2 separate regions of the Homo sapiens genome follow, and region 2 is linked to region 1. The links are chromatin loops, found by intact Hi-C in ENCODE. Cell type or tissue: mucosa of descending colon. All regions are shown on one strand. Links, peaks and the distances in the headings refer to the core of each region. The heading gives the core; the rest is flanking DNA. Region 1 overlaps RASSF5 (Ras association domain family member 5). Region 2 overlaps EIF2D (eukaryotic translation initiation factor 2D).

Region 1 (15,528 bases), core at 3,947-11,946:
GGCAACTTAGTGAGACTCTGTCTCGACTACTGACCACAACTGACACAGATATTAGCATTGGTCAAAGACACTAATTCTGGTGTCTCAGGCAGCCCACTGCTTCTAGGGTAGAAGGGGATAGGCTGTGAGGAGCCCAGAGAAATGTCTGAATAAGTATATGCTATTTATTCAAAAAGTTAAGTAGGAGAAATGGAAAATATTTAAAAGATCCACATCAAACCACTAGAGTTGAAATTTACAATGCCTTTGATGGGAAATATACTAGATGGGGATTAATGGCAGATTAGACTTTGCAGAAGAAAAGATTAACAAACTTGAAGACACAGCAATAGCAATGATCCAAAATGAAGCACAGGCCAGGCATGGTGGCTCACACCTGTAATCTCAGCACTTTGAGAGGCCAAGGTGGGTGGATCACCTGAGGTCAGGAGTTCGAGACCAGCCTGGCCAACATAGTGAAACCCTGTCTCTACTAAAAATACAAAAATTAGCTGGGAGCGTTGGCAGGCACCTGTAATCCCAGCTACTTGGGAGGCCAAGGCAGGAGAATCACTTGGACCCAGGAGACAGAGGTTGCAGTGAGCCGAGAACGCGCCATTGCACTCCAGCCCGGGCAACAGAGCGAGACTCTGTCTCAAAACAAAATAAAACAAAACAAAATGAACCACAGAAAGAAAAGAGAATTTTTTAAATGAACAGAGCAGTAAGCTGTGGAACGAATTCAAGCAGTCTAATATACATGTAAGTGGTATCCTCAGAGTGGGGGGGTATGAAAATATTTGAAGAAATAATGCCCCCAATTTTTCCAATTTTCGTGAAAACTATAAATCCACAGATCCAACAAACTCAATGAACACCCAGTACAAGAAACATAAAGACAAGTACAAAAGGCACATTGTAACCAATTGCTCAAAACCAGTGTGATACAGTTTGGATATCTGTCCCCTCCAAATCGCATGTTGAAATCTGACCCCTCATGTTAGAGGTGGGGCCTGGCGGGAGGTGTCTAGGTTGAGGCGGCAGATCCCTTATGAATGTCTTGGTGCCCTCCCCATGGTAATGAGCATCTCGTATTGTTCCTTCATGTGAGAGCTGGTTGTTCAAAGGAGCTTGGCGCCTCCTCCTCTCTCTCTGGCTCCCTCTCTCACCATGTGACATGCCTGCTCTCCCTTCACCTTCCGCCATGAGTAAAGCCTCCTGAGGTCCTGATCAGAAGCCAAACAGATGTTGGTGCCATGCTTGTACCGTCTGCAGAACCATGAGTCAAACTCTGTTCTTTATACATTGCCCAGTCTCAGGTATACCTTCATAGTAACACAAAACAGACTAATACATAGCGATAAAAAGAAAAAAGAAGAATATGTTATATACAGAGGAGCAGAGATAAAGATACCAGTAAATTTATTGTTAGAAATAATGCAAGTGAGGAGGTAGTGAAGCAACATCTTCAAAATAATGAAAGAAAAAAAGTGCCAACCTAGAAATTTCTATCCCATAAAAATCTCTCAAAAAGGAAGGTGAAATTAGAACTTTTTCAGACATGGAAAGTTGAAAAAACTCATCATCAGCACACCCACAAATACAAGAAATGTTAAAGAAAGTCCTTCAGGCAGAAAGAAAATGATATCGGATGGAAACCTGGATCTACCAGAAGAAAAAAAAGTACCAGAAATGGTAACCAAATGAATAAACAATTTCTTATCATTTAAATCTCTTTAAAATATAATTGGCCATTTAAATAAAATAGTAACAATATTGTAAGGGGCTTATAGCAGTGGTCCCCAACCTTTTTGGCACCAGGGACTGGTTTTGTGGAAGACAATTTTTCCATGGACTGGGGTGGGGCTGGTGGTTTGGGGATGACTCAAGTGCATTACATTTATGGTGCACTTTATTTCTATTATTATTACATTGCAATATATAATGAAATAATTATACAACTCACCATCATGTAGAATCAGTGGGAGGCCTGAGCTTGTTTTCCTGCAACTAGATGGTCCCATCTGGGGGTGATGGGAGACAGTGACAGATCATCAGCCATTAGATTCTCATAAGGAGCACGCAACCTAGATCCCTCGCATGCGCAGTTCACAATAGGGTTCAGGCTCCTCCGAGAATCTAATGCTGCCGCTGGTCTACAAGGAGGCAGAGCTCAGGCTGTAAAGCAAGCCATGGGGAGTGGCTGTAAATACAGATGAAGCGTGGCTTGCTCTCCAACTGCTCACCTCCTGCTATGCAACCTGATTCCTAAAAGGCCATGTGTGTGGCCCTGGGGGCTGGGACCCCTGGCTTGTAGTATATGCGAAAATAAAATACAGGACAAGAATGGTACAAAGGTCTGTAGATGAGAAATGGAAGGATACTATCATTTTTGTCTTTTCTTTTCTTTTTTAAAATTTTTTTTGGTATAAAATAGAGACAGGGTCTCACTATGTTGCCCAGGCTGGTCTCGAGCTCCTGGGCTCAAATGACCCTCCTACCTCAGCCTCCCAAAGTGCTAGGATTACAGGTGTGAGCCACTGTGCCTAGCCAGGGTTTTATACTATACATGACATGGCATAGTATCATTTGACAGGTAGACTGTGATGAGCTAAAGATGTACAGATGGTTCCCTCCTTACAACGGTCCTACTTATGATTTCTCAACTTTAAGATGGTGCTAAAGAGATGCACATTTGATAGAAACCATAATTTAGGTCAGCATTCAATAAATTACATGAGATATTCAACACTTCATAAGAAAATAGGTTTGGTGTTAGATGATTTTGCCCAATTATAGGCTAATGTAAGTGTTCTGATCACATTTAAGATAGGCTAGGGTAAGCCATGTTGTTTGGTAGGTTAGGTGTATTAAATGCATTTTTGACTTCAGGTATTTTCAACTTTCAGTGGGTTTATTGGGATGTAATCCCATAAATTAAGGACCATTTATATACTGTAAATGCTAAGACAACCATTAAAATAACAAAACAAAGGGTTAAAGCTTGTAGGCAACAAATGGGATAAAATGCAATCATAAAGTACATTCAAGTAGTCCAAAAGAAGGCAAGAAAGAAAAAAAGAAAAAGTGAACCAAGAACAGATAGAATACTCATAGAAAACCAATAGCTGGCCGGGTGCGGTAGCTCATACCCATAATCCCAGCACTTTGGGAGGCTGAGGTGGGAGGATCACTTGAGCCCCTGATCACTTGAGACCAGGCTGGGCAACATGGCGAAACCCGGTCTCTACGAAAAGTACAAAAAAGTCAGCCAGGTGTGGTGGTGCATGTGTAGTCCCAGTTCCTCGAGAGGCTGAAGTGGAGGATCACCTGAGCTTGGGGAGGTTGAAGCTGCAGTGAGCCATGATTGTGTCACTGCACTCCATCCTGGGTGACCGAATGAGATCCTGTCCCAAAAAAAAAAAAAAAAAAAAAAAAAAAAAAAAAAAAATAGAAAAAGAAGAAAGAAAAGAAAAAAAGTAGTAAGAAGATAGACTTAAAATCTAGCTATATCGTGAGCCGAGATCGCGCCACTGCACTCCAGCCTGGGTGACAGAGCAAGACTGTCTCAAAAAAAAAAAAAAAAATCTAGCTATATCAATAATCACATTAAATGCAAATGATCTAAATACTCAAAGGGTAGAGATGAGCAGATTGGTTTAAAAAAAAACAAGATCCAACTATTTGCTGCCTATAAGAAATGATCTTTAAATATAAAGAGACTCATAGCCTAAAAATGAAAGGGTAGATTAGGGAATGCCATGCTAATGGTAATTAAAAGAAAGCTGCAGTAACTATGTTAATATTGGACAAAGTAGATTTCATAGTAGAGAATGTTAACAGGGATAAAGAAGGTCATTTCATAATGATACACAGGTCAATTAACTAAGCAGACATAATAATCCTAAAAGTATCCCATGTGGTGACTTGTGCCTGTGATCCTAGCACTTTAGGAGGATCGCTTGAGGCCAGGGGTTCAAGATCAGCCTGGGCAACAGAGCAAGACCCCATCTCTATAAAAAAACTCAAAAAATATTCAGGCATGGTGGCACACACCTGTAGTACCAGCTACTTGGGAGGCTGAGGCTGGAGGATCACTTGAGCCCAGGAGTTCAAGGTTACAATGAGCACCACTACACTCCAGCCTGGGTGAAAAGAGTGAGACCCTGTCTGTTAAAAAAAAAAAAAAAAAAAACACAAGAAATTCCTAAAAGTTTATGCACCTAATAATGGAGCTTCAAAATACAGGCATATTAACTGTAAAGAGAAATACACAAATCCACAATTATAGTTGGAGATTTCAACACTTCTTTCAATAATAAATGAAATGAGTAGACAGAACACAGGTATGCCTCAAAAAATGTCAGCTACTGTTGTTATCAGTCACAGTTCAATTAACATGTGTTGAAGCTTCCAGAAGGGACCCAAGACCCTGCACTTCCTGAGAGATGTGCAGGTAGGTCTATCAAGTGTGTTAGGGAGCCCGGGGCCTCAGGAAAGGACACATCCCCCCACCCCCAGCACCTGCCCTTTTAGGCGCATTTCTTCTTGCTCTCTGGCTCCCCCACGTGGTCATCCTGGGTTCAACACGTGGCTGTTGGGCTGAGGGACAAGGCAGGACTGGCCGCAGGAGCTTTTTTTTTTTTCTCAAGGGTCTGGAAAGGTAGAGACCGCGTTAATGCAGACAGTGGCATGTCTGCAGGAGGGAGCAAAGGACTGGGAGCCAGGAAGCACAGAACTCCAAGCCAGCGGAGTCACTACTCTGCTGCAGGGGCTGAGGGGTGATTGCAGCAGGGGCCCTGCTAAGGCTTGACAGTGTTTGGGGTTGGGGGTGTAGGCAGAAAGGCAGCAGGGACCTGCAAGGCTGAAATGCTGGCTGGCCGGCTGATCTATCCTGGAACCCTGGAAGCCATCTGCTCCTTTGGTGAGTGGGGACAGGGACTCATCCACAGGGTGGAATAGTGACTTGGGGCCTCAACAATAGTCATAAACCTTATAGCAAAAAATGTCCACCCAAACCACAAAGCCAGAGAGTCCTGGTTTTATATCCAGGACAACAACCCTACTTTCTGGTGTTTTGGAGAGTTGGCAGAGCCAGACCATAAGGGTTGTGTGTGCTAATCCAGATTTAGACTCATTCTGAGGGCAATGGGAAGCCACTGAGGGCTTTCATCACAGGAGTTACACAGTTAAAAAATCTACATCTAGCAAGACTGTTAGAGGTACCAGAGATGGCCCAGGACTGCCACCTAGAATACTCATGCTTTTGTCCACTCATGCTTTCACACACCTCTTCTCGCTGGAGCCTCACAGGGTCCCATTTCTCAGAAGAGAAACCTGAGACTCAAAGAAACTAAGAGGCTTGTCCTGGCTCATATGTCAAGTATTTCGTCTACACAATCTGGATTAGAACCTAGCTATTCAGTCACCCAGGCCAAGGGTCTGTGTTTTAAGAAAACATTTACTGCCTTTTAATAATATGACATTAGGGCCAGGTGCAGTGGCTTACACCTGTAATCCCAGCACTTTGGGTGGCCGAGTCAGGCGGATCACAAGGTCAGGAGATCAATACCAGCCTGGCCAACATGGTGAAACCCTGTGTCTACTTAAAATACAAAAATTAGCCTGGCATGGTGGTGCACGCCTGTAATCCCAGCTACTCAGGAGGCTGAAGCAGGAGAATTTCTTGAACCCAGGAGGCGGAGGTTGCAGTGAGCACAGATTGCACCACTGTACTCCAGCCTAGTGACAGAGCAAGACTCAATATAAAAAATAAAAATAAAAAATGACATTAGGAACATATGAAAAGCATTTGGCTATTCAAACAACACAGAAACAAAGGGCAAAAGGTGAGAGCCTCACTCTACCCCTTTCAACGTCCACCCCCTTCCAGGGTGAAATCTCTTTCAGTAGTTAGCTGAGCACTACCAGGCCCTCGTTCTGCATTTACACACACACACACACACACACACACATACACACACACGTGTATATATACATGCAAAATACAAATGGCCTGGTCCTATGTGTACCGTGGAGGGACCTGCATTCATGCTGCACAATTCCGTATCAGTATATACAGATCCAAGTGTCCTTTGGAAGAGCACCTTGGTATTGGTAAGAACAGCTGGCAATTCCTTCTCAGCATCCCAGGAGCTCTCTCCACTGCTCACACTGCCCCTTAGGCACTCCCTGGACCCAGTGCCCTGGTAGTCCAGGCACCAGATGGCCAAAGAGAGTGGCCTCGATAGGGCAGCATCTCCCACAAATGACACCTGAAAGGACTTTAGAACAGTGCGTGGATTTTTTTTTTTTTTTTAGTCAAGGTCTCACTCTGCTGCCCAGATGGGAGTACAGTGGCATGTGGCATGATCATAGCTCACTGTAGCCTCCTTCTCCTCAGTTCAAGCTGTCCTCCTACCTCAGCCTCCCAAGTAGCTAGCACTACAGATGCACACCACCACCACACCTGGCCAATGTTTTTAATTTTTAGTAGAGACAAGGCCTTGCTATGTTGCCCAGGCTGGTCTCAAACTCCTGGGCTTAAGCAATCCTCCTGCCTTGACCTCACAAAGTGCTGACATTATAGGTGTGAGCCACTGTGCCTGGCTAGTGCCTGGCTTAATAAATATTTGTGGAGTAAATTTGAGGCAGTCCTTAGACACATATTAAAAGAAATTATAAGTATTCATTTAATGTGTGCTGAGAAAAAATTCCTAAGTACATCAAACCAGTGATTCGAGGATATTTTAAAATTTCCTTTAATGTAAGTTTATTTAAATTTAATAAAATAAGTCTATTTAAAGAGAAATGTTAAGTAAATAGTAGACAGGTGGAACATGAGCAGGGCCTGAGTCCTGAGTGGGGAAAGTGCCTGAGTGTGGTCTGGGAACGGCCATGGGAGGGGCTGGCCTTTGCAGCTGAGGGCCTGGGAGCCTGGTTTCCGAGGTTGCTGCCCAGGAACTGTCTTAGTCCATTTTGTGTTGCTATATAGGAATACCTGAGGCTGGGTAATTTATAAAGAGAAAAGGTTTATTTGGCTTGGGGTTCTTCAGGCTGTACAAGCATTACACCAGCATCTGCTTGGCTTCTGGGGAGGCCTCAGGAAGCTTTTACTCATGGTAGAAGGGGAAGGGGGAGCAGGCGTGTCACACTCGAGAGAGACAGCAAAAAAGAGATGCTAGGGTTGTCTTAAACAACCAGCTCTTGTGTGAACTAATAGAGCGAGAGCTCATTCATTATTGCAGGACAGCACCAAGTCATTCATGAGGGATCCACCCCCATGACCCAAACACCTCCCAACAGTCCCACCTCCAACATTGGAGGCCACACATCAACATGAGATTTGGAGGGGACACACATCCAAACCATATCAGGGACTCTAGAGGGTCAGGAGGAAGGGGTAGGACTCTGGGCCTGCTGGCATAAAATTTGAGCACTGGCTGCAAGGGATTGGAGTAGAAGGAATAGTGCTTATGTTTCTCTCTTGCAATCTGTGCATTCCATGTACCAAGAAAAGCGGCACCCAAGGCCAAAGGGACAGAGCTGCCGGGGTTGCCCTGGGCCGCAGTGGGTGATAATGAGAATCCAGTGGTGGGCAAGGACAAAGACTTCTTCTCTTGGGGCCAGCTTCTCCATAGGCAGCGAAAGGACTGAACCAAGCCATCAGAGGCCTCACTTCATCGTGAGGGCACCAGGAGCCACTGAGGGCTTTTTTCCTCCCAGGGGTGACAGGATAAGAGCACCGTTAAGACCACCAGAAGTATAAATTCTTTGGGGTATAATCCTAAATAGAAGAACTGCAGCTGTTTGGGTAACTGATTGTGGTCTTTAGCCAATAGCGATGATGTTCCTTAGCAAATGAGGCTTAAACTGAAAAAGGGGTCTAGGGTAGACTTGAAGGAGATTTGCTTGGTCACGCATGGGTGCCCAAGGAAAAGTCAGATATCAGAGACCTCAGAGATCTTTAAGGAGAAACTCCAAAACCCTCATTTCTGTGGTTGACAAAAGCACAGACAGCTCCCAGCGGCCTTCCTCGGTTTCTGATGCCTGTTTCCGATGACCTTTTGAGTTTGCCACTGGGGATTCTGAGCTCATTCCTGCCCGCTTCCACACCTGTCCCTCCTTCCTCCCCAGCTGCCTCCCTGTGGCATGGCAGAGACAAGACAGAACCTTGGGATTGTTGCTTTTGAAATGTTGAGGCCAAATGCTTATCTACAGGATGATCTCAATCATGTTTTGAAAAATGTATGAATGTTCAGGAAGAACATATAAAAATGTTAATAAAGAATGGTTCTCTCTGGATGGAGGAAAATAAATGATTTTCTTTCCTTAAAGAGCAGAGAGGGCCGGGCGCAGTGGCTCACACCTGTAATCCCAGCATTTTGGGAGGCCAAGGCGGGTGGATCATTTGAGGTCAGGAGTTCGAGACCAGCCTGGCCAACATGGTGAAACCTCAACTCTACTGAAAATACAAAAATTAGCCAGGCATGGTGGAGCACACTTGTAATCTCAGCTACTCAGAAGGCTGAGTGAGGCAGAATTGCTGGAACCCAGGAGGTGGAGGTTGCAGTGAGCTGAGATCATGCCACTGCACTCCAGCTTAGGCAACAGAGTGAGACTCTGTCTCAGGAAAAAAAAATATATATCAGAGAGGAGAAATGCCACTGAGACGAGACCCCCCTAAGCCATATATACCCGGAAGTAGCTGAGCTCAGATCTGAGCCCCTGCTCCCTTAAATCCCCCAAGAAAACAGCACTAGCACATGAAGTTAGCTCAGCCCAGGTCGATGATGTCAAGGTGAAAGAAAGCTCCATCTTGAGATTTAACAGAAAATCAAGCCAAGGCGGAAATGAGCACAAACAGGCTTTTTAGAAGAGGCAAGTGGGCCTGGAGCAGGGCCCAGGTTTTATTGATAGAGGGCTGGGTCCTGCCCCAGTTCTGCTGAAGCATGCAGGCAGGCCTGTCCAAGGCAAATACAGCAGCAGCCTGATCTGGCCAGCCCAGGAGCAAACCCCATGCCAGGCTGTTTGCCCACTGGGGGCGGTTCAGCTCCCACGCGGGGTTCTTGGCTCCTTCCTCTGCAATGTTTCAGTGGTGTTTCTGCTCTAGACAAGCCCTGATTTCACTTGCCAGAGGGTTCCAAGGTTGACTCCTCTCTCCAGCAGAGGAAAGGGGGTCACTCTGTTTCCAAAAACTCAGACATGAAAGCATCTCTTCACTGCTGACATTTGGAGGATGAGACAACGAATCCAGCCAACTCCAGGCCTTCCCTGGGCCTTTTGCCTGCCACACTTGGGAGCTGGCTAGCCCACTCTAGGGCAGGGTTTCTCAGTCTTCGCCCAACTGACATTTGAGGTCAGATAATTCTTTGTTGTGGGGGGCTGTTCTATGCAAAACAGGCCGGCTAGCAGCATTCCTGGCCTCTTCTAGAATCAGTAGCATCCTCTAAGTTGTGACAACCAAAAATGTCTCCAGACAAATGTCCTAGGGGGTGAGTAAAATTGCCGCCTTTTGAGACCTGCTGCTCTAAAGGAAGGAACAGAAAGAGACACAAAGAGGAGACCCAGGAAGTAATGGGGACAGCCAGGCTCCAGGGTGGCGTGCAGGGCTGAGGAGATCAGAAAGAAGAGACACTTGGAAGCTCCCAAAGAGAAAAGCAAATTGAGACCAGAAAAGGTTGTTTCAATAAGATTTTTAGGAAATGTTGCTATATGGTGTACTATGTAACCTCCTCCCTCTATCTTCTGAGGAAAACCTTCAGGAAACATCTGCATTGCCCATCAGCACTTTTGGGGGCCAGATGTGCCTCCTCTCCTTTCCCTGTGTCCCATCCTGGGTAGACAGTTCCTGCTAAGGGTAAGGCCCTTCCAAGAGGCTACATTCAGGCTACACCAGAAATAGTTACTATTCCAACGTCTGTGGAGCGATGTGCAGAGTTTTAAAATATACATTTTAGAACTAATCCAGCATCACCCTTATAAAAACATATATCATTCTTGCTTTCTAATAATTCTTTTTCCAGGGAGAGAGAAAGGCGTGAGGGAACAGCTGGGAGGCTGGTAACACCCATGGTGAATTAGGCATTTGAACACTGTTGATTGTGTTCCAGAAAAAGCATGTGATGGCTACTCTGGAGACCGGGGGGCTGCTCGTGAGTCTCCCATCCAGCACCTGGGTCCCCCAGTATAGTTTCTCAGAGCACCTTGAGATTTTCCGTCAGAGACACAGGATATATTTGTTTAAAGTCTCACTCCCTTACCCTACTGTAAGCACCGGATGTGTAGAAACCATGTCTGTAATTTTCATCATTAAATCCTCAGCATTCCTGGGCCTGGCACATGGTGAACACTCGAAACTTATTTGTTAAATGAATTAAAGGATGATATTCTTACTTCCCTGACTCGCAACCTTCAACCCACACATTAAGGCTTAAATCAAACATCACCTCCTCTGGGAAGCCTTCCCTGATTTCTCCCAGCAGAAACAATTGCACTATATATCCAAACACTTGGTTCATACTTTTATTGCAAAATGCATCACAGTGTATGCTATTTGTTGGTATTCTGCCTCCCCTGCCAGAATGCAAGCTGTCTGAGGACAAGAATTGTGACGTAGCATTTATTACCCCAACTCTCACCCATGCTTGGTACACAGTAGATACTCAACAAATGCTTGTTCAATGCAAGAAGCAATAAACACACTCCTCTGTCTCCATTCTAAATCCTAGAAATAAAAGTTCAGATACATCACAGTTCAAGTGTCTTTACAAAACCCAGAACCAAAAGCTGCTTTGGACATCAATTTTCTGGTTCTTTAACACAGGGAGAGAACATTTGCCCAGCCTCTCTGAAGGTTGGGCTGGCCTGGCTGGACAATGTGCTTGAGATGCCTCAGCCCCAGCATCCCCACTGTCCCAGGGCTATGAGGCCTTTAGGGACCGTCAGAAGGCTTCTCTGGAAGCCACCCCACTGCTCACTCATACCCACATCTCTGGCTCAGAGCCCTAAGCCACAATAGGCTCTGTACTTGGGGAGAACTACAGGGGACTTCTGAGTATCTTCAGAGTTCTCTGTGTCACTTCCCCTAGTCCCCTTGGAACAGGGTGTCTGTGAACTCCATCCAGTGCATGTGGAATCTGAGGCCTCATGCCACCTCCTGCTCACCAGAGCTCCTGGGAGAGAAAGTGGAGCCCGGGGCACCTGCAGAGGCTGTTCCCAGCTTGGTACGAGAGCTTTGGCACCTACCTGGCTGAAGGTCACGGTGAGGGTGCTTTCTGGAGAGGGTCTGTCCCGGGATAAACCCTCCTGCTGACTGCAGTCCAACTGGATCAGGCTGCGGCATTCTGGGTGACAGGTGAATTTACAGTCTGGAGGTAAAGAACAAAAGGGAGATTAGAGGACAGGCAGGATTCCTCCCCACTTTCACCCAGAGAAATAACCTTGGAGATTGCATTAGTTCCCAGTGGGAAGAGCAGTGCAGGAGAGAAGTGGTGGGGCGGGAGACAGCGTGAGAATGCCACCCTGCTCTCGGATCCCCCAGGAAGGATGCAAGTTAAGTGCTCTACGCGTTTGCAAACTGCTTTCACCTGCATTACTTTGTGTGACTCTGCAATCATTATTATTTCCATTTTACAGATAGAAAATCAGTGCCTAGAGACTGAGTGACTTTCTCAAGGTCAGAACTTCTGCCTCCCAGACTGGTGCTCTTTCTACCACTTTACATTAATCACCAGCACCCATAAATCCCTGGGGAAGGACTTGACTTTTATGGGCCTTATGTTGCCAATCTGTAAAATACAGGTTGTGCATCCCCAAGCTGAAAATCAGATCTCCAAGATGCTCCAAAATCTGAAACTCTTTGAGCATCGACATGACACTCTAAGGAAGTGCTCACTGGAGCAATTCGGATTTTTGATTTTCAAATTTGGGATGCTTGACTGGTATCATACATATTCCCAAATCTGAAAAAAGTCCAAAATCAGAAACACTTCCGGTCTCAAGCATTTCAGATAAAGGATACTCAGCCTGTATGGGTAATAGCTCCCCTGCCTGCTTCTAGTTATAAAGGAGGACATATCTTGAAGAATTAAAAGTGCTTCCAGAGACAAAGGCATTATCATCAGCAGGAAGTGCTGTTACCTCTCTCTGACCCGGCCTAGGCTAGAATGTGGGGATGCTACTCTGAATGCAGCTGAAATAGCCCACAGACCACATCCCAGATCCGGGGATTCAGCGGGGGAAGCACATTCCATCGACAATGTTCACTTCCATGGAAGCAGAGACTTAGTGACCAGAGTTGAAAAGAGCTTTGGGGACTACCTCAGAGATGGGGAAACTGAGGCCAGAGAGAAAAAGTGAGGTGCCCAATGACACACAGCTCATTGGTGGCAGCACCAAGGCTGCTAGTATTTTCCAGCTTTCTCAAGGGCTCTCTTTGGAGCCTCCTGGCAGAAGGGAGGTGAAGTCAAAGGCAGCAGGAGACTCAGGGAGGCGAGGGAAGGGCAGGGGAGCGGGGGTGGGGGGTAGTGAAGACAAGGTGGCAGCAGAAGAAAGTAACACAAGTCCATCCGCAGGGAAAATGCTCGGATCTGAGGTGTGGTCCTCACAGATAGCTGCCAGGTCAGCTGGAGTCACCTATTCTGGAGGTGCCTCAGCTCGGCCAGAAGGCCCAGCCTTCTAGGCGCTGGAATCTCATAAATTTTCCTTCTGGACTGTGAAGGCAAGTCATGAGGATGGGTTAGGGTGGGCGGGTTTTGTGGCAGGAGTCGTGACAGCCTGGACTTGATTGCATACCTGGGGATTAGGGGGCCACTTTTTGTTGATAAGGGCTCAGGCACCTCGAAATGCTTTTCCTTCCTTCTAACAAGCTCCAAAAATTCAGTACATTTGGTGTCGATTTTTAAAAGCCACCACAGCACACTCTATCTTGGCAGAGGGGTGATGGCTCCTTTTCTCCCCACTTTTGGGGAGCTTTGGAATGACACCCCCCTCTCCCCAGCTGCCCCTTCCCTTACTCCCCCAAAGATAAGCACCTGGACCATGTTTCTTGCACGGGTTTTGCCACTAATGTCCATAGGGGAGCACCCTGACAAATGTGGGGACACACAGAGATCCCAGAACCGCACGACCTTCCTACCCATGGCCTGACCACCTTTCTGTAACAGTGTCTGGAACCTTCACTGCTCATCTCCTTTGTGCTCGAAAGTGAAGCCCACCAATATCCTCTCCTTCAGATCCCACGCTTCTCTACGCCTCCCTCCTCCTCTCACTTGGAGACAGAAATGAATGAAGTCAATTCCCTGGGGCATGCACCCATCTACCTGCAGGCACCCACATGCATTTCTGGTCCTCCGTGGGAGACCTCTTGCTCAGCACAAAAACAGCCTCCCCTTTAGTAAGGTGAAGGGTACAAAGGGAAGTGCAGGCCAAACTTCTGCCCGCAGTGCCCAGAAATACCAGGGTTTTGATAAGGGAGCACTGAGGCCAGAACCCACAATGGGCAGCATTGTTCCTGGCGCTGGCCCTGGGACACACCTGTATGGCTCTGGTAGAGCTCTGAGCGATGAAGAATGCTCTGAGGATGCCAAGAAATGGCAGCAAGGAAAAGGAGGAAGGACTGAAAGCTCGCCCAGCTCCACGGTGATGACAGCTGCCATAACTCACAAATGGGAAGGCACCTGGGAGAGGAGGAATTTCTCTCTCCTCCTCTTTTAGCTCCTTGTCCTGTTGGCACAGGCAGTCTATGTCCACCTGTGCATCTGAATCTCTCAATTTCCATCTCTCTCTCTCTCTCTCACACACACACACACACACACACACACACCACACACACACAGACACACACACACACACACCCTGAAAACATCACCATGCTGAGCTGGACAACACTAAGTAGCAGAAGACTCTGAGAAGTGTTCTGGGATTTTATAAGAAGCATGTTTGAGCACCAAAGACTTTGTTCCATCGGACCATGTAATCACAGGCTGCAGCAAAACCTCTGAAGCACATCTTCATACTTCCTCGTCCTGGAAATGCCAAGCCCAGGGCTTTTAGGCCAGCAGAGATGAAGTCAGAGCCCCCATGCCTTTCTCCAAACCCAAAAGCAACAGCCTGCAGGCCTGACATTTTCAGGGATTGGGGAGACCCATGAGATTCCAAAGACAGAGCCACATTCCACTAGACCCAGTGGTTAATTCTCCACAGACCACAGTTCCCTTAAGGCAGCTCGTCACCAGCTGCTGCCAAACCAAACCAACCCCTGCCCTTGGTATTCCACTGTCCTCCACAGCCTTCAGCTGGTGCTCAATTTATGTTTTGTTTTTTGTTTTTTCTTTTTGAGGCAAGGTTTCACTCTGCCACCCAGGCTGCAGTGCAGTGGCACTATCGTGGCTCTCTGCAAACTCCACCTCCCGGGCTCACCTCAGTCTCCTGAGTAGCTGGTACTGCAGGCGCCCACCACTGCACCTGGCTAATTAAAAAAGGGTTTCACCATTTTTCCCAGGCTGGTCTCGAACTCCTGGGCTCAAGCGATTTGCCCACCTCTGCCTCCCAAAGTGCTGGGATTACAGGTGTGAGCCACCGCACCCGGCCAGGTGCTCAGTTTGGATGAGGAAGGAGGGAGGGAAAAGTGAAACTCTGGGTGGAGCATGGCTTCTAGGAAGGAAGGGTTCAGCCCTCCCTGGGCAGCTAGTGCCATCGCCTCTGGCAGCAGCATCAATGTCTGGAGCATGGGGGCTTCCTCGTGCTCTGTGCTAGCCCGAGGGTGAGGATGAATTAGAAAAGAAACCTGGGAAACCCAGGCTCACTGGGCAGATGTGATGCACATGTGAAAAGATAACTAACAACAGAGACAGCCCAAAGCAGGGGCCTGGCTGTGGCACAGACCTAGGAAGCTTGCTCAACTAGAGACAGTTGCCAGCCAGAACAGGCAGGGAGGGCTTCAGGGTGCAGGCAGCTCTGGGGAGCTTCCAGAGGAGATGAGACTCCAGGTAAATCCTGTGACCTTATCACAGGGGCCAAGAGGAGGCAGGGGATTCTGTCATCACTAAAGAGGACAAGGATCTTGCAAACAAGAGGCAGCAACAGATTAAGGAGAAACTAGCTGTAGTTTCTCCGGGAGAACAGGCATTTCTTGATATTGACATTGCCATCTGTAAAATCAAATGATCCTTTCCCCTTTGTAGCCTTTCCTTCCAATGACAGACCCTATCCCTATTGCTAGGGGATGCTTTGAGGGAAGTAAATGTGCTTCCAGGATTTGGAAGAGGGGCCTATGAAAGTATATAGAAGGAGGCAACTGTAAAGGGAAATGAAGGAGACAAACCACAATAGGAGCCCCTCTCCCCAGAAGGGAGCCACAACCAGGAGCTGGGATGGAGGGCCAAGGACCTCAGCACCCAGGACCACTGGAACCAAGTACCATGAACCAGGTGACTTAAACAGAAAATTACTGTCTCGCAGTTCTGGAGGCTAGCTTGAAATCAAGTGTTGGCTGGGCCAGGCCCGCTCTGAAATATGCAGGAGAGTCCTTTGTTGCCTCTTTCTGGC
Region 2 (15,528 bases), core at 3,030-11,029, 53 kb before region 1:
TGGATAGAACCTGGATTTTGAAGACAGAGCTGTCTGTACTCAACTGCTAGGTCTCCAGGGTGTTCAAGCAATGTGCATTTTAGCTTGTTACTGGGCTTCTCTGAGTCCTAATTTCTAATAATCATGGGATTGCTGTAAAGATTACATAGCCTGAACCATAATAAGCATTCAGTAAATACTATCATGTCAGGAGGTTTGCTTATTGATTTTTACCCTGAGATTGAATTTATTTATTTATTTATTTTTTGTTTTGAGACACAGTTTCACTCTGTCACCCAGGCTGGAGTACAGTGGCGTGATCTCGGCTCACTGCAACCCCTGCCTCCCAGGTTCAAGAGATTCTCCTGCCTCAGCCTTCCCGAGTAGCTGGGATTACAGGCACATGCCACCATGTGCAGCTAATTTTTGTATTTTTAGTAAAGATGGGGTATCACCATGTTGCCCAGGCTGGTTTTGAACTCCTAACCTCAAGTGATCCGCCTGCCTCGGCCTCCCGTAGTGCTGGGATTACAGGCGTGAGCCACTGTGTCCGGCCTGAATTTATTTCTTTTTGAGAATCTGGCTGTGGTTTTTTAAAAAAGTGATTCTTAATGTAATGTCTTCCCATTTATACTTGGGTGTCTTTAAGCTATCCTGTACAAATGTGGTGTCTGGAGTGTGTGGAGGGATACTTGGTAATCTGTTCTGACTTTCTTGGGTTGCAAATATATGGTAAAGGGGCCCCAGAATATTCTGTAGGATAGGATTCTGGGGTGGATTCTAGAAGGACTCCTCGAGAATCCACTGCTATTGCGTGTCATGTTTTGAGAGAAGATGTAAGCTTTTATCAGGAATGTTCTCTCCAAAACTAATTGCTGTAGTGCAGGGGTCAGCATGTTTTTCTGTAAAGGGCCAGATAGTAAATATGAATATTTTCAGTTTTGCAGGCCACACCATCTCTGTTGCAACTGCTCGATGCTGCCATTGTAGCACTAATGTGACCATAGACAGTAGATAATTAGTTGGCCAGACCTGACCCCAGGATGCGGCTTGCTGGGCCCCACTCCAGGCCTGGCTGCCCACAGTGTGAGTTTGCTGTTGCAACTTTGGAGGCCACAGAAGGTTGTCTGGTCTGGGAGGAATCTAAGGCTGTATCCAATGTGGTAGCCACTGGCCACATGTCGCTATTTTCAGTTTAAATTAATTTAAAGTAAATAAAATTTAAAATTCAGTTCCCTTGGTCACATTAGTCACACTTCAAGTACTTACTACCCACATGTGGCTAATGGCTGCCCTGTTAGACAACACAGAGAACATTCCACGTCTATGGAAAGTTCTCTTGAACAGCACTGATTTAGAATGTCCCATAGTCTGCATCCCTCTCTGCTGTCATCCCTGGGCAGAGAGTTCTGGCACAGTGGCCTCTCTCTGAAGGTGGGGGAGGAAGGCTGAGGAAAAAGGCCCTCCTCTCAGTGTCAGGCAGGTCCCAGTATGACTGCTCATTAGTTTAATTTGCCTTTTCCATCTGCCATCAGCCCCGAAGGACGACAACTGGACATAAAGAAGTCAAGCTACAAAAAGGTAAGCAAGGATCTTCTTTGCAGACCCATGCAGAGAGTTGTGTAGGGGCACATATGACATAAGCCAGATGGATGCTGGGGAAGCCTTGTCTACCAGGCTCAGTCTAGAATTAAGCTTTTTGACTCCAAGTATAAGGGGGAAGAAAGAAACTCTCCCTGGGCTGAAGCAGTTGGTGGCACCCACTTTCCTTTCTCCTTTGACCCCTTTATATCTGATTAGAGTTCTGAACGGCCTCACTGGTTAGTCTCTAGCAGCTTCTTGCTCCCTGGCCCTCAGGTTGGGGGCCTCCCAGTTCCTGGTTGATGAAGGCAGGGGCTGTCTCATATCCCTGCACAGTCCCTGCCTAGCTCACTCTGGCACATCCTGGGTGCTCAGTATGTGTGTGGAATCAATGAAGTCCCCTACCACTGGCCCTCTCTCCCTTAGCTCTCTAAGTTCCTGCAGCAAATGCAGCAGGAGCAGATTATACAGGTGAAGGAGCTGAGCAAAGGGGTGGAGAGCATTGTGGCTGTGGACTGGAAACACCCGAGGTGAGTGCAGGGGGCCTGTCACTGTAGCCCAGCTGGCCCCAGGGCACCTGGGCCACGGACTGGGGATTGCTGAGATGCTAGTATAAAATGTGTTTTTTCTTTCCTTCTGCTGGGTTTTAGGATTACATCTTTCGTCATACCCGAGCCCTCCCCGACCTCCCAGACTATCCAGGAGGGTAGCAGGGAACAGCCCTATCACCCTCCAGATATAAAACCCCTCTACTGTGTCCCAGCCAGCATGACCCTGCTCTTCCAGGAGTCTGGCCACAAGTGAGTTTTTGGAGAGCAGCCCTTCTCTGCCTGCTTGGTGTTCTGGCCTACAGTTCCTCTCAACCTGAGTAGTGCTCTTTTGCGACTGGCAAAACCTGCTCTGCCCCTGTTCTCCCCTTCTCCAAAATCCAGCTTCCAGCCTTCTTCCCTGGGCAAGTTCCTCTGGACTAAATGAACGAGTAGGTCTCACCCTTTTCTGCGTGTAATTATTCTTCACATGGTCATGCTCACTTCAGTCAGGAAAAGGGAAGAAACTAGAGGCCGAAAGCTAAGGAAAGTTCCCTGCTCAGCAGGGAGTGAGTCTGGGCATCTGCATTTTTGTCTCATGGCACAGCATGAACTAACCCCTGGGTCACTTCTCCTCACCTAGGAAGGGGAGCTTTCTGGAGGGCAGTGAGGTCCGAACGATCGTCATTAACTACGCCAAGAAAAATGACCTGGTTGATGCAGACAACAAAAAGTGAGTGCATGAGAAGCACCAGATCTGTCTTATTGGGTCTTTGTCTTTATCAGACATAGACACATTTGGGGAGGATGTCTGGGAGGGAGAATAGAAAACCATAGCATCTTAGAGGTAATTAAGATCAGTGGTTTCCAAACCATGGGCTGTGGACACTCAGTTATTGTCTGGGGTGTTCAGATCCATGTATACGATCAACATTGACTACCGACTAAGTAAATATTCTCTCACAAATACCCATGAATCATCTTTAATTGGCTATTGTGAGGAATAAAATGCAAGCTTACAAAGAATTTACTGAAGTCATCATAGCTTTAGGTATTTATTTTTATTGATAGATATTTGTACATATTTATGGGGTGCATGGTATTTTGTTACATGCACAGAGTGTATAACGATCAAGGCAGGGTATTTGGGGTATCATCACCTTGAGTATTTACCATTTCTATGTGTCGGGAACACTGTAAGTCCTCTTTTCTAGCTATTTTGACATACACAATACATTGTTGTTAACTACAGTCACCTTACTCTGCTCTCAAAGACTAAACTTATTTCTTCTATCTAACTGTATATTTGTACCCATTATGGTATTATTTTCTTAAAAGGAGATACAGATGGTAAACTACCAGATGAAGAGAGTTCCATTAATTGTTTTTTACTTTAATGGCCGGACACTGTGGCTTATGTCTGTAATCCCAACATTTTTGTAGGTTGAGGTGGGAGGATTGCTTGAGGCCAGGGGTTTGAGACCCACCTGAGCAGCATGATGAAACCCTGTCGCTACAAAAAATACAAAAATTAGCCGGGCATGGTAGGGCATGCCTGTAGTCTCAGCCACTTGGGAGGTTGAGGTGGGAGGATCGCTTGAGCCCAAGAGGTTGAGGCTGCAGTGAGCAATGATGATGCCACTGCACTGCAACCTGGGTGATACAGTGAAACCCCATCTCAAAAAAAAATTTTTTTTTCACTTTAAAAAAACATCATCATGATAAAAAAGTTGAGACATACCAGCCTAATCTAATACCTTCATTTTATTTTATGTTTTATTTTTATTTTTGAGACAGAGTTTTGCTCTTGTTGCCCAGGCTGGAGTGCAATGGTACAATCTGTGCTCACTGCAACCTCTGCCTCCCAGGTTCAAGCGATTCTCCTGCCTCAGCCTCCCAAGTAGCTGGAATTACAGGGATGCGCCACCATGCCCGGCTAATTTTTGTATTTTTAGTAGAGACGGGGTTTCACCATGTTGGCCAGGCTAGTCTTGAACTCCTGACCTCAAGTGATCCACCCATCTCGGCGTCCCAAAGTGCTGGGATTACAGGCGTGGGCCACTGCGCCCGGCCCTATTTTTAGTAGAGATGGGGTTTTACCATGTTGGCCAGGCTGGTCTTGAACTTTTGACCTCAGGTGATCCTCCCGCCTCAGCCTCCCAAAGTGCTGGGATTACAGGCGTGAGCCACTGCACCTGGCCAACACCTTCATTTTAAAGATCCCCACTTCCTTTCTTTCTTCCTCACTAGCCAATTTTGATGCTAAGCTTAGAAAGCTGTGGTCACATGCTTAGTTAGTAGCAAAGGCTCCTGATCTTCAAATTTATCCCATCTCACTTTCCCTTCCACCTCCTGCTTTTCCTAGGAAAGCATTCGTGTATCTCCCACCCATAAGGTACATTGCCTTTTGGACTGTGGGCCCATAATTGATTCATATCCTGAATGTCTATAAAGGCCGTACGAGAGATGAATCCTGAATTAGCCTTCAGGTCAGAAGGGACAAGTCTAGGATTTCTTCATTGCCTCTTCTTTCCCTTTAGTCTTGTGAGATTGGATCCCATCCTATGTGACTGCATCTTAGAGAAAAATGAACAGCATACAGTCATGAAGCTTCCATGGGACAGTCTTCTGACCAGGTAACGAGCATTGGCAGTCCCTCTCCAACTTTTCTATCCCCTCGCCTTAATGTTGATCACATTGAACTTTAATACTGTCACTATCTTAGCCTTTGATTTTCTTTCTGTAATTCATACCAAGTCAGTCTACATAAACACAGGCTTGAGGAACTCTGATTTGGGGGGTCTTTGGAACAATTTGAGCCAATATGACATGGGAGAGCTTGAAAGGAAGAACAAAAAGGAACATTAATTAAAAATAAGAACTTCAGGCAGGCATAGTGGTGCATGCCTGTAGTCCCAGCACTTTGGGAGGCGGAGGCGGTAGGATTGCTTGGGCCCAGGAGGTGGAGGCTGCATTGAGCCATTTTCATGTCACTGCACCCCAGCCTGGGTGACAAGGTGAGACCCTGTCTCAAAAAAAGAACTTACTCTGTTAAAGTGAGGGCATTTAAAAAAATAAGAAAAAATAAAATAAAACTTCAATAAGATGCAGAAGCAAAAGAAGGCTGGGGAAAAGTGTCTTAAAGTCTTTAAAGGAAAAATTTTTAATATTCCTTCTTTTCCACATAACTGAAAATAGTTTATTGTCAGGAGTCAGCAAACTACAGCCCATGGGTCAAATCTGGCCTGCCACCTGTTTTTGTAAATAAAGTTTTGTTGGAACACAACCATATCCATTTATGTGTTGTCTGTGCGCTGGTTTTATGCTATAATGGCAGAACTGAGTAGTTGTAAGAGACCAGGTGACTGGCAAAACCAAAAATATTTACTGTCTAGCCCTTTATAGAAAAAGTTGTTGATCCTGATATATGTGATAGCAAGAGAAAACTTGGTTAGATAAAAGGTAGAAACTCCTCGTGGTAAAAGTTCTCTATAAAACATGTCAGAAATGTGAAGCAGCACTCGCAGGCAATGGGCCACTTAAGGCACATTCTTGAGACAGGTAGTAGCCTCCACAGGGCAGACTGGGCAGATTCTCAAAAGGCCAGGTCAGTGGACCGTTTCCAGGGGCCTAAGTCACTGATGTTCCCATCTTTGAATCAGTGGGTGTCTACCTTGGCCGCATTTTAGGGAGCTTTAAAAAATACATAGCCCTAGTCAGAGATACAGATTTCATTGATCTGGGCTGTAGCTCCCTAGGGATTTGAATGATTCTAATGTGCAGCCAAGGTTGTGGACCTGCAATTTCAGCCTACACCTAACTGCCTGCTGGTAGTGGGGTATGAGGAAATGGTTTCTGTTGGCTTTATCAGTTTGCAACTCATAACTTCTGTTTCAGGTGTTTGGAAAAATTACAGCCTGCCTATCAAGTGACCCTTCCCGGACAAGAGCCCATTGTGAAGAAAGGGAGAATCTGTCCAATTGACATCACCCTAGCACAAAGAGCGTCTAATAAAAAGGTAATTTTAGAAAGACACAATGTTCAAGGATAGTGATTTAATGTTCTTGCCAAGTTCTGGTCTCCCTAATGTGATTGGAGGTTTTTAGATTGGCCTCAAACTCATCAAAGATTTTTTTATGAAACACCCGTGTTTATGTGCCTGGGCTGGGCTCTGTATGAAACAGGTAAAGCTGACCCCGCTCACTCACTGCCCTCTAGGATTTTGTTCTAGGAAACTTGCTAGAGCCTGGTTCCAAAAGTAAACAAGATTGTATTTTCATTTTTTTCTTAGAACTATGTTATGGACATTCAGCTCCCACATATTCTTTCACCTCTTAGGCCTTGCTCAATGAAAATAACTTGTAAAAAACTTGCTGAAGGAACTGAGTGTGTTTAGCTTGGCAACACAAAATTGTGGGGAACCAATGACATCTCTCCTCAAATATGTGCAAAGCTGTCCCCTGGCAAAGTAGGGCACTTATTCTATATGCCTTGAAAGGACAGAAATAGGATTATTGGGTGGAAATGCCAAGAAGGCAGACTTGAGTCTGTCTTTGTAAAGACTCAAGAACTTTGTAGTAGTGTACAGTTACGAGCGTGGGCTTTGGATAGTACTGGGTTCAAATGCAGCCGTTGCCTCACTGCCTGACCTTGAGCATGTTACTTCATTTCTTTTTGTCTGAGTTTTACTCTGTGAAAAATGGGGATAATACCTACCTGGTAAGGCATTGTGAGGATCAAATGAAGGCGTATACATGGCTGAAGCACTTAGAATGTACTTGGCATATAAATACTTGGTTCTCAATAATTGAGAACCAGTAATGATAATCTTTACAATAATTAGTAACAGTCACTATTTATTGAGTGTTTAATTATGTGCCAGACACTGAACTAAATAATTTTCATATATATAGTTTATGTAAACACTAATTTTCTGTTAATAATGACAAATAGAATTGTCCAAAATTGAAATTGGTGCTTCATAAAATAGTGAATTTTTTTCTGGAGAGTCTGCAAGCAAAAATTAGGTGAGCACTTGTCAGGGGAGGATGTAGTTGGGGGTTCATGCATCAGGTGGGCAATTGGAAGAGATACGTCCTCTAAAGTCTTATTGATTCTAAGATTTTCTGGGTCTGGAGCTCATTGATAAGCGTAAGGCTAGTTGGAGCTTTTATAGTCTTTATTGATAGCAGTCATCCCCCACACACCCCTGATAGTAATACACTTTACTATCTGTAGTCATGAATGAGAAAGAATTTGTTTTAAAGCAACAAGGGGGAGAATTGTGATATTTTAAAAGCACTAACATTTTTCTTTTTTATCTCAAAGTCACATACTTGTCATTTGTGAAGCTGAATACCAGAAGAATGCATGTGTTGCTGACTAGATTGTTGATATTAAGGAGCTATTGTTTGTTACTTTATTTTTAGGTGTGATGATGGTTTTGTTTTTATGTTTAAATGAGCCTTGTCTTTTGGAGATACATACTGAAATATTTATAGATGAAATGATCTGATGTCTGGGGAGGTTTGCTTTAAAGTAATAGAGGAGTGGGGAGTAGACAGGGGTATAGATGAATCAAGGTTGGCCATGAGTTGGTAATTGTTGAAACTGGTGATAGGTACATGTGGGTTTATATACTATTCTGCTTTCATTTATGTTTTGAATTCTCCAAATAAAACTTAAAAAAGAAGTAGACATTCTGTGTGATACAGAGAGTATCTGTCCCTCTAAATATGTAATACATATATTGGATGGGGTAGACAGAATCAATTTAGAAGCACAAAAATAAGTGATTTGGATTTAAAAAGTACTAGGGTTATAGGAATGGTGAACCATCAGAGAACACAGGGGCTCAGAAGGCTGCTGAGGCTCTGGAAGGCCCTCTGGAGGGAAGGGAATGCAGTCACCACCGTCAGTCTCTGTCCCCACTGTCCCCCCAGGTGACCGTGGTCCGGAACTTGGAGGCCTATGGTCTGGACCCATACTCAGTGGCTGCCATCCTTCAGCAGCGATGCCAGGCTAGCACCACCGTCAATCCTGCCCCTGGGGCCAAGGACAGCCTTCAGGTGCAGATCCAGGGAAACCAGGTCCACCACCTCGGCTGGCTATTGCTTGGTGAGCATCCCCTCTGAAGAGTGGAGGCATTGGTCTAGCTCAGCAAAGACCTTCCTGCCAACTCAACTTGCATAATACACACACACACACACACACACACACACACACACTCTCTCTCTCTCTCTCTCTCGCTCTCTCTCTCTCTCTCTCTCCATTTAGTTTTTAGTAGCTATTTAGAGAAGAGGGAACCAGTGTTTGAATCAGATCCTTTGGCTCCTTCCAAATTCAGTGTTTTCTCTTCCACTATTAGAGTAGTTTTCTTCCTGGTTGGTCCCTTTCTATAAAACATATGGCGAGCACCCAAACTTTTGTGCTAGGCCCATTGTTGGGGTTTTTGCAGGCATCTCTCTTAATCATAATGATGCTGCAGAGCTGTTATCTGTTTTGCAGATGAGGAAACTGAGGCCCAGAGAGGTTCCGTACCTTGCCCTGAGATCCTCTGACTCTTGAGTGATATAGCTGGGCACGAAACTTTTTTAGACTCCAGAGTCTAAGTTTTTTTTTTTTTGAAACAGAATCTCGCTCTGTCACCCAGGCTGGAGTGCAGTGGCGCAATCTTGGCTCACTGCACTCACTGCAGCCTCCACCTTCCAGGTTCCAGTCATTCCCCTGCCTCAGCCTCCCGAGTAGCTGGGATTATAGGCGCATGCCACCACGGCCAGCTAATTTTTGTATTTTTAGTAGATATGGGGTTTCACTATGTTGACCAAGCCAGTCTTGAACTCCTGACCTCAGATGATCCGCCTGCCTCGGCCTCCCAAAGTGCTAGGATTACAGGCTTGAGCCACCATGCCTGGCCTAAAGCCTAAGTTCTTTCTACTAACTCTGGGTAACCCAGCCTCCCGTTTTTCCTCACTTCAAACCAGCCTTCACATCTCTGCCTGAGTCAGCTTTCTTAAACAAATATGATCACATCACTCCCTTCTAAAAAACTTTGTATGCCTCTTCAATGCCTTCAGAATTAACTCCTAAGCTCAATAAACAAGACCCTCCCAGCCTGACCCCAGCCTTCCCTGCCAGGCTCTCTCTGGCAGCTCCTACACCCATGTTGCAGGCACCAGCTGTCCTGGTCTCCTTGCAGTTCTCCAGATTCTCCTTGCATGTTCACCCACATGTGCTTCCGCCTGGGCTATCCCCTTGCCTAAGATGCCCTCCCACGCCCAAGCCCACCTGACCTCAGAGGCTCACTGGCCCAGCCCAGGGGTCCTGGGAGGCCTGAGCCTAAATTAGCATTTTAAACATTGCTAATGTAGCACTTTCCAATTGTGTTTATATTTCCGGTTAATGTCTGCAGCTTGGCTAATTTTTTCTAATGTCTGAACCTCCTGCCAGACTGAGCTGCATGAGCCAGAAACCTTGCCTTTTTCATCCTCAGGGCCTGGCGGATAGTAAGTGCTCATTTAGGCAAATGTATTCCATGGCCTATGGCAGTACCTGACAGTTAACTTCTAGAGTTGAGCCTCTTTATGTGAAGAACCCCATACAAGGTACTGAGAAGAAATGTTATGAGCAAGAGCGAGGAGCACAGACTGAACAGACACATTCTCTCTCGTGAAAAAATTATAAATGCCTGAAATACACCCAGAAAGTAGCTCTCAGTGTGAAAATTTCAGAAATATACACATCAGCTGTGAGGTGTAGGCGTAAGTGGTCAGTCCCGAAGTTGAGTTTGAGCTGGGTGGAATGACATTGTGAGGCAACGGGGACTGGTGGAGGGCCAGCCGGGGAGCAAGGTCATGCTCCGCTGAGGAGTGTGTGCTTTTTGGATTGTAGAAGAGTATCAGCTCCCTCGAAAACACATCCAAGGTCTAGAAAAGGCCCTCAAACCTGGCAAGAAGAAGTGACAGACTCTTTTGTCTCACGTGGTGGATCCGGTGGAAATCCAAGCTCTGGGCTGGTAATTTTTATGAGCATTTTCAGCTTTTGCAAATACAAAATATAATTCTTTACAAAAATAAATTTTTATTCTAATCTAAATCTGACTTCCCTCTTGTTTCCTCCACTTAGCTAAAATGTACTAATTTTTGAAGTCGGGAGTATTCTAAATGGACAGAAGAGGTCACGGTGGCTGCCATTCTGTCCATGTGGTTTCAATGATTTCATTCCTTCCCTGCTTTCCAGGCAGGCCAGCCCATTCAGAGTTCGGACAGGTGGGGCCTTCCTCTTTTTAAAGACCTTCTACCAAATATCCTACTGCCTAATTAACTTCCTAGCCCCAAAATAGTTCCTTCACATCTCTAAAGGGTTAGTCACGTAGAAAACAGATCCCAGCTGTTCTCTGTCATCAATCAAAGCAACAGAAGAAAGAATTGACCCTAAATTGCAGTAGAATTTAGGCTAGATAGAAATCAGAAACAGTATACAGGCATATTAGGACGTGGGTTTCTATAGGACAGTGATTCTTCCCCAACTTTAGGACACTGCCACTAACTGGTAAATTTGTGATGTAACTCCAAGATGACAGCTTTGTTACAGTGAAGAGTCTCATCCAACACATGCCCTCTTCAGCCCCAACTTCTTAACGTGGAGGTCATGGAAGGGGTCTTTAATAGGTCTTTAGAGGATCCATGAACTCCCTGAAATGGTGCACAGATTTTGTACGATCATTTTCCTGAGAGATGGACCATGCTTTCATCAAATTCCCAAAGGGATCACTTGATGCCAGAAAAGTGCAGAACCACTGCGCTGGTCCCTGCTCAGTTTATGGAATCATTTCACTGACTGGATCTCTCCTTGTATAATAGGAGGGAGAACTGGGCTAAATTCCCTGAGTTTTTGGGTTTTACCATTAAGAGACAGTTGCACTTCAGTTTACTTGTTTCTTTCTCTTCTCAGTTTTTCTCAAACTGAGATAAGAAAGGCTTAAAAATATCCACAATATCCACAAATTGCCCGTTTGAGGCTTGAAAAGGAAAAAAGGAATGGGTTTGAAAATGTGTGTGTGGCGCCTCCTACCGTCTGTTATCAGGCCCAGAATAGACCTTTTTACTCATGAGTAAACTCCTTAATTTCACTAATCCTATCTCTACCGGCATGAGCATATGAAACTAGGAAAGGGATTTCCAGAAATTGAGCCTAAACAGGATCCTGTTAAAGCCTTTGGCCTGCCAGAGTCTGATCTGAGGGATTATGATCTGTATAGTAGTAATGAACTATGGTTCCTTATGTGAATACAAGTAAAATATAGCACTGTGCAAAGTTCTTTCACAAACTTGATTTGTTTTGCACGATCTTGAAGGGAGTGGAGGCTAAGAAAGGTCATGTCCCGCCTTGTTGATCTCTGCTGAAGACACAAAGCCAGTAAGTGGTAGGGCTGGGTCTAAAATGAACATCTACCCTTAATTGTGGTTTGACCCACAATTCTGCCATGACACAGTGCTGTCCAGACCTGTGCATTGAGTGGTTTTTCCAGTAACGGTGACACATTTGCATTGAGTCATCTTCCCTCTCCCCCTGTGAACAGCATAGGGACATATTCAAAGGCAGAGTAGAGCCAGACTGTGTAACAGGTTCTTTTTCCTATGTGCTAAGTCAAATAATCTGTATCAATGTCAAACGTACAACTTTGAATTTATTAACCCTATGCTGTAACCATATGAGATTCAATGAAAAGCAGAAAGTGCTTCATTTTTGGACTTTGGCAAAATCATTGAAAGATACATTTCTTGGGGGTTTAGATGAACAAAAATGTTACAGATGTGCCCCATTCTTGGGCAGTTTTAAGGATGCTTGTTGGACATTCATTCATTCTTTGGGCCCCATGTATTGCATTCTATGTGATCAATACTGGAAGGCAGCAAGAATTTCTTTTTAATAATTTAATGTGGTTATTTCCATGATTACTGAGATGTTCCTTTGATGAAAGTCAGAGAACTCAAGTGAAAGGACTGTTTGTTTTGGTCATTTGATCTAGCCCCCTTCCTCCAGGTGAAGTGATCTTAAACTTTTAAAGATCTATTCCTTTCTACCTTATTTTTAAATAATTCCAGAAGTAGAAGAATCATGGCTCAGCTCAGTAGCCTGTCCTGGTGTCAAATCACCCTTAGCTCCAGAAGGCCCTTCTCTTTCCCACACATCAGCATCTCTGCCTGCAATCAGTCTCCTTGACTCTCTTGCACTGCGGAGACATGGAACAGCTGGTCACCCAGGCAGCGCCCTCCCGCCTACGCATTTGGACAATTTTTCCCAAATTATTTGAACAGTAGCCTTCATTTCTCTGCTCACTGGCAAAAGAAAATCTGACTCCACCAGGAAGCATGTGATCATGTCCATTCTCACCCTCTCTCCCCCGCTCCCAGTGTCCGTAAGATGGTGAAGTTCAAGGGAGACGTTTCTAACATGAGTCATTTTTGCAACAGGCTTTTATTACTTTTTTTTAAAACCCATATAAGAAAGACATTTAAAAAGAAAATATCCTGGAAACAAACACTTACACACTGAGCAACACAACCAAAGAAGGCACTACCAGCAGTTACTCCCACCTCTGGGAGGGAACGGGTACTCGATACTATACTTTTTTCAGAGGTTTAGACCTCAGCATAGGCCTTGGGTCTAACTGTGCTTTAGTAAAGTCTGAATTGTCCAATAATTTTCTCATTTCATAAACACCCTTATCTCTTTATATATAGCTATATGCCTTTATGTGTATATATACATGACTTTTTTTTTCCTTCTCAAAAATAAAATAGCCATCCCCATAGAGGGAGGTTCTCAGCAGCATTCACAGCGGTTGCAGCAGGAGCCATGCCTTCTATTAATGTTAGAGACATGCAGGACGAAGGAAAATGACTCTCCACCTGCTCCCTTTAATATACAGCAGGGAGAGAGTTTCTAAAGGGAGGGAAGTGATAAGGCTGAGCATGAGATGGCTAACCAGGGTTTTTGTGGTTTAAAAAAATCTTAGAGTTGCGAGCTTGTGTTGCCTTTGAAGCTCTGGAGACTATGCACAGTTCATACGACGAGGGGTCAGCATTCCTTCTGGGATCAGGGGCAGTATGGACTCAGCCTGGGTCAGAGAGGGAACTTCTGAAGCTACACGAACAAGCTTGGGCTTGAACCGACCCAAGAGGGACTTGGGAAGGCAGAGGATAGCAAAGAAATGGTTTCTCAGAGGCTGGGTTGGAAAACCAGCCCTGCTTTGAAAATTACAAGTCCTTCTCCCTCTGCACTGGAGTGTCTCTGCAGTCCTGGCTACTTGTTGGAATTTTTTGACTAATTTATTTTAGGATTCAGCCTAAACAAGAAGCCAGTGCAAATGTAAGTCAGGAATTTGATCCTCCCTGTCAATGTGGTCTGGTATCACTGATTGGAGTCAAAACTCAGGCACCCAGATGGGAGGGAGGTCTGTGACCCTCAACCCATACTGAACGCGGGCTCTCCTGGCCTTGTCTCCCACACCGCCGCCATTGTTCACTTCCTGGCAGGAGAAGCCAGCAGCAGAGCTTCAGGCAAACTCGCCCTACTCCTATTTCTCTCTGAAAACAAAAAGGCACTGAGGTCGACGGGGAGGCCAGGCCCACCGGCTCTCCGAGCGCAGTGCCGGGTCTGGCCCATGCTTCAAAACAGAAAGGACTCCAAGTTGGCCGAATTGGAGGCTCCCCTCTCTGTAATCAAGGCAACTCCTTGGGCAGCACCTGGAGATCCCAGAGTCGCAGTGGGAGGAGGGAGGCAGTGCTGGAGGCCGATGGGGAACCCAAGTAGCCCAGGCCCTCCTCTGCTCTTTAGCTGGGGAAGGCTGAAGACAGCTTGGACACCTTTCTCTGCATTGCTTTTTGGCTTTCTCTTACTGTCTGATTTCCATACTTAGCAGGAGACTTTTTAAATGGTCAATGACTGGCTTCCCTTTGGGGAAACACATGACGATGATGACAACATTAAATTCAAATTTGTAACTTAAAAACGAACAGTTTGTTGACAAAGATGTGACTAAGTACCACACATACGCAGATATATGCCTTTGGGTTTCCATGTGCAATGTGGGCCAGGGCCAGAGCCAGGGCCAGGGCAGGCTGCAGCTTCTCTGGAGATCTCTGAGCCAGCCTCAGCTTTGGTGCTCCTTACCCTGAGCATCTGGGGCCAGTAGCTTTATAAACTTCCCTTAAGTGTGAACAACAGGCACCTTGGGGCCGCGGGAACAGTCCTTTTATGAGCATTACCCTGCTTTCAGGGGCTTAGCTCAGACCTGCAAAAGGAATGTGCTACAACTTTTCACTCATAAATAATGGTCCTGTACGTGGCAAGTAAGAGAACTCAAAGAGGAATCAATGCCAGAGAAAGAACACACAGCTCTAAAACCTTTCTTCCTTCCTTTGCCGGCTGGTGTGAGGTTCCAGTTTGGTGACGAGAGAGGCAACTATTTGGTTGGTGAAAGGCTTGCAGATCGAGAGAGGACGTCAGCTGTTTGTTTCACATGAGTTCTGATCCTTGGCAGAATCTGTGGTGGGGCACAGCCTGGGGGCGGGCACAGCTGAACCCTCGTGCAAACACTTGTCCATGGAAGAGACTTTTGCCACAGCTGGAACTGCTGGGCAGGCACAAATGCACCTGCCAGAGATGTCCTGAGAAAAAGTGTCTGTTGCAAAATAATAATTAATAATACAAATAAATCTGAATGCACCAGGAGGAGAGGAAGCAGGACCGGTTACCCAGGTTTGCCCTGGGATTCTCTTAAGGCCTCCTCCAGTTTCTGCCTAAACTTGTCATACTTCTTTTGCACTTGTTGGATTTTGTCCTGCTCCTCTTTTTCCAGGATTGTTAGGAAGTTCTGAAGTTCAGGGATGGAGAAGGCATCCCACTGTGAGGCGAGAGGGAGATTTGTGGGAAGAAACAGAATAGGAGACAGGTTAGAAGTTGACACGACCTGAGAGACCCTGCTGCCTTCCCCTTCCCAGTTCACATCCGTGATTCACACACAGTTTGCTACTGAACAGACTGAATCAGCGAAGCCTGGGCTTTGCATGCCTGTCATAGCAGCAACAAAATTCCAAATGCTGGCATCTCATGACCAAGAGTTGCCAGTCTATGAACCATGTTTTTATTTTGAAACTCAATAATCTTAAGTTTCTGTGTAGCAGCCGAGATCTTGACAGTGATGCTGGAACCACCCAGCCTCCCAACATGCAGACCCTCAGAAAGCAGGTGGAGGAGTGGAACGTGGACTCAGGAGACCGGGGTTGGGCCTGACTCCACCTCTCCCAGCAGTGTGACCTCGAGCACAGCTTTCCACCCTTCTCAGCCTGTTATCTGCTGGGAAATTGGGGTATCTACCTCCCATGACTGGCAGAGCAGATAATGAGAGCCTGACTGGCCCAGGCCTACCCCTAAA

What was found. A loop is a pair of places that touch in the nucleus more often than their neighbours do. Peaks named below come from ENCODE experiments on the same cell type or tissue, not always from the same donor. Only the 100,000 strongest peaks of a DNase experiment are listed, where the experiment ranks them.
Region 2: a loop joins it to region 1, with 2.2 times the contacts of the local background. A loop is called at or near these places in 92 of 110 quality-filtered maps.

Annotation. Positions count from the first base shown.
Region 1 is chr1:206,533,992-206,549,519 of GRCh38, reverse strand. RASSF5 (Ras association domain family member 5) reads right to left here. Exons shown (of 6, transcript NM_182663.4): 2 at 11,227-11,348. Among named protein-coding and RNA genes, the nearest start is that of RASSF5, 34 kb to the right of the region's middle. RefSeq lists enhancers at 4,246-4,788, 4,606-4,845, 4,789-5,333. In mucosa of descending colon, for the core only: CTCF peaks have their summits at 4,369 and 4,568 (motif pointing left); DNase peaks (open chromatin) are centred at 4,535 and 8,939.
Region 2 is chr1:206,586,295-206,601,822 of GRCh38, reverse strand. It overlaps EIF2D (eukaryotic translation initiation factor 2D), which reads left to right. Exons shown (of 15, transcript NM_006893.3): 8 at 1,515-1,560; 9 at 1,987-2,090; 10 at 2,211-2,360; 11 at 2,731-2,820; 12 at 4,628-4,723; 13 at 5,985-6,105; 14 at 8,030-8,204; 15 at 9,978-10,181. The coding sequence ends at 10,048. It overlaps RASSF5 (Ras association domain family member 5), which reads right to left. Exons shown (of 6, transcript NM_182663.4): 6 at 12,375-14,997. The coding sequence ends at 14,845. Among named protein-coding and RNA genes, the nearest start is that of EIF2D, 18 kb to the left of the region's middle. RefSeq lists an enhancer at 13,224-13,724. In mucosa of descending colon, for the core only: no CTCF peak of the experiment used is centred there; no DNase peak of the experiment used is centred there.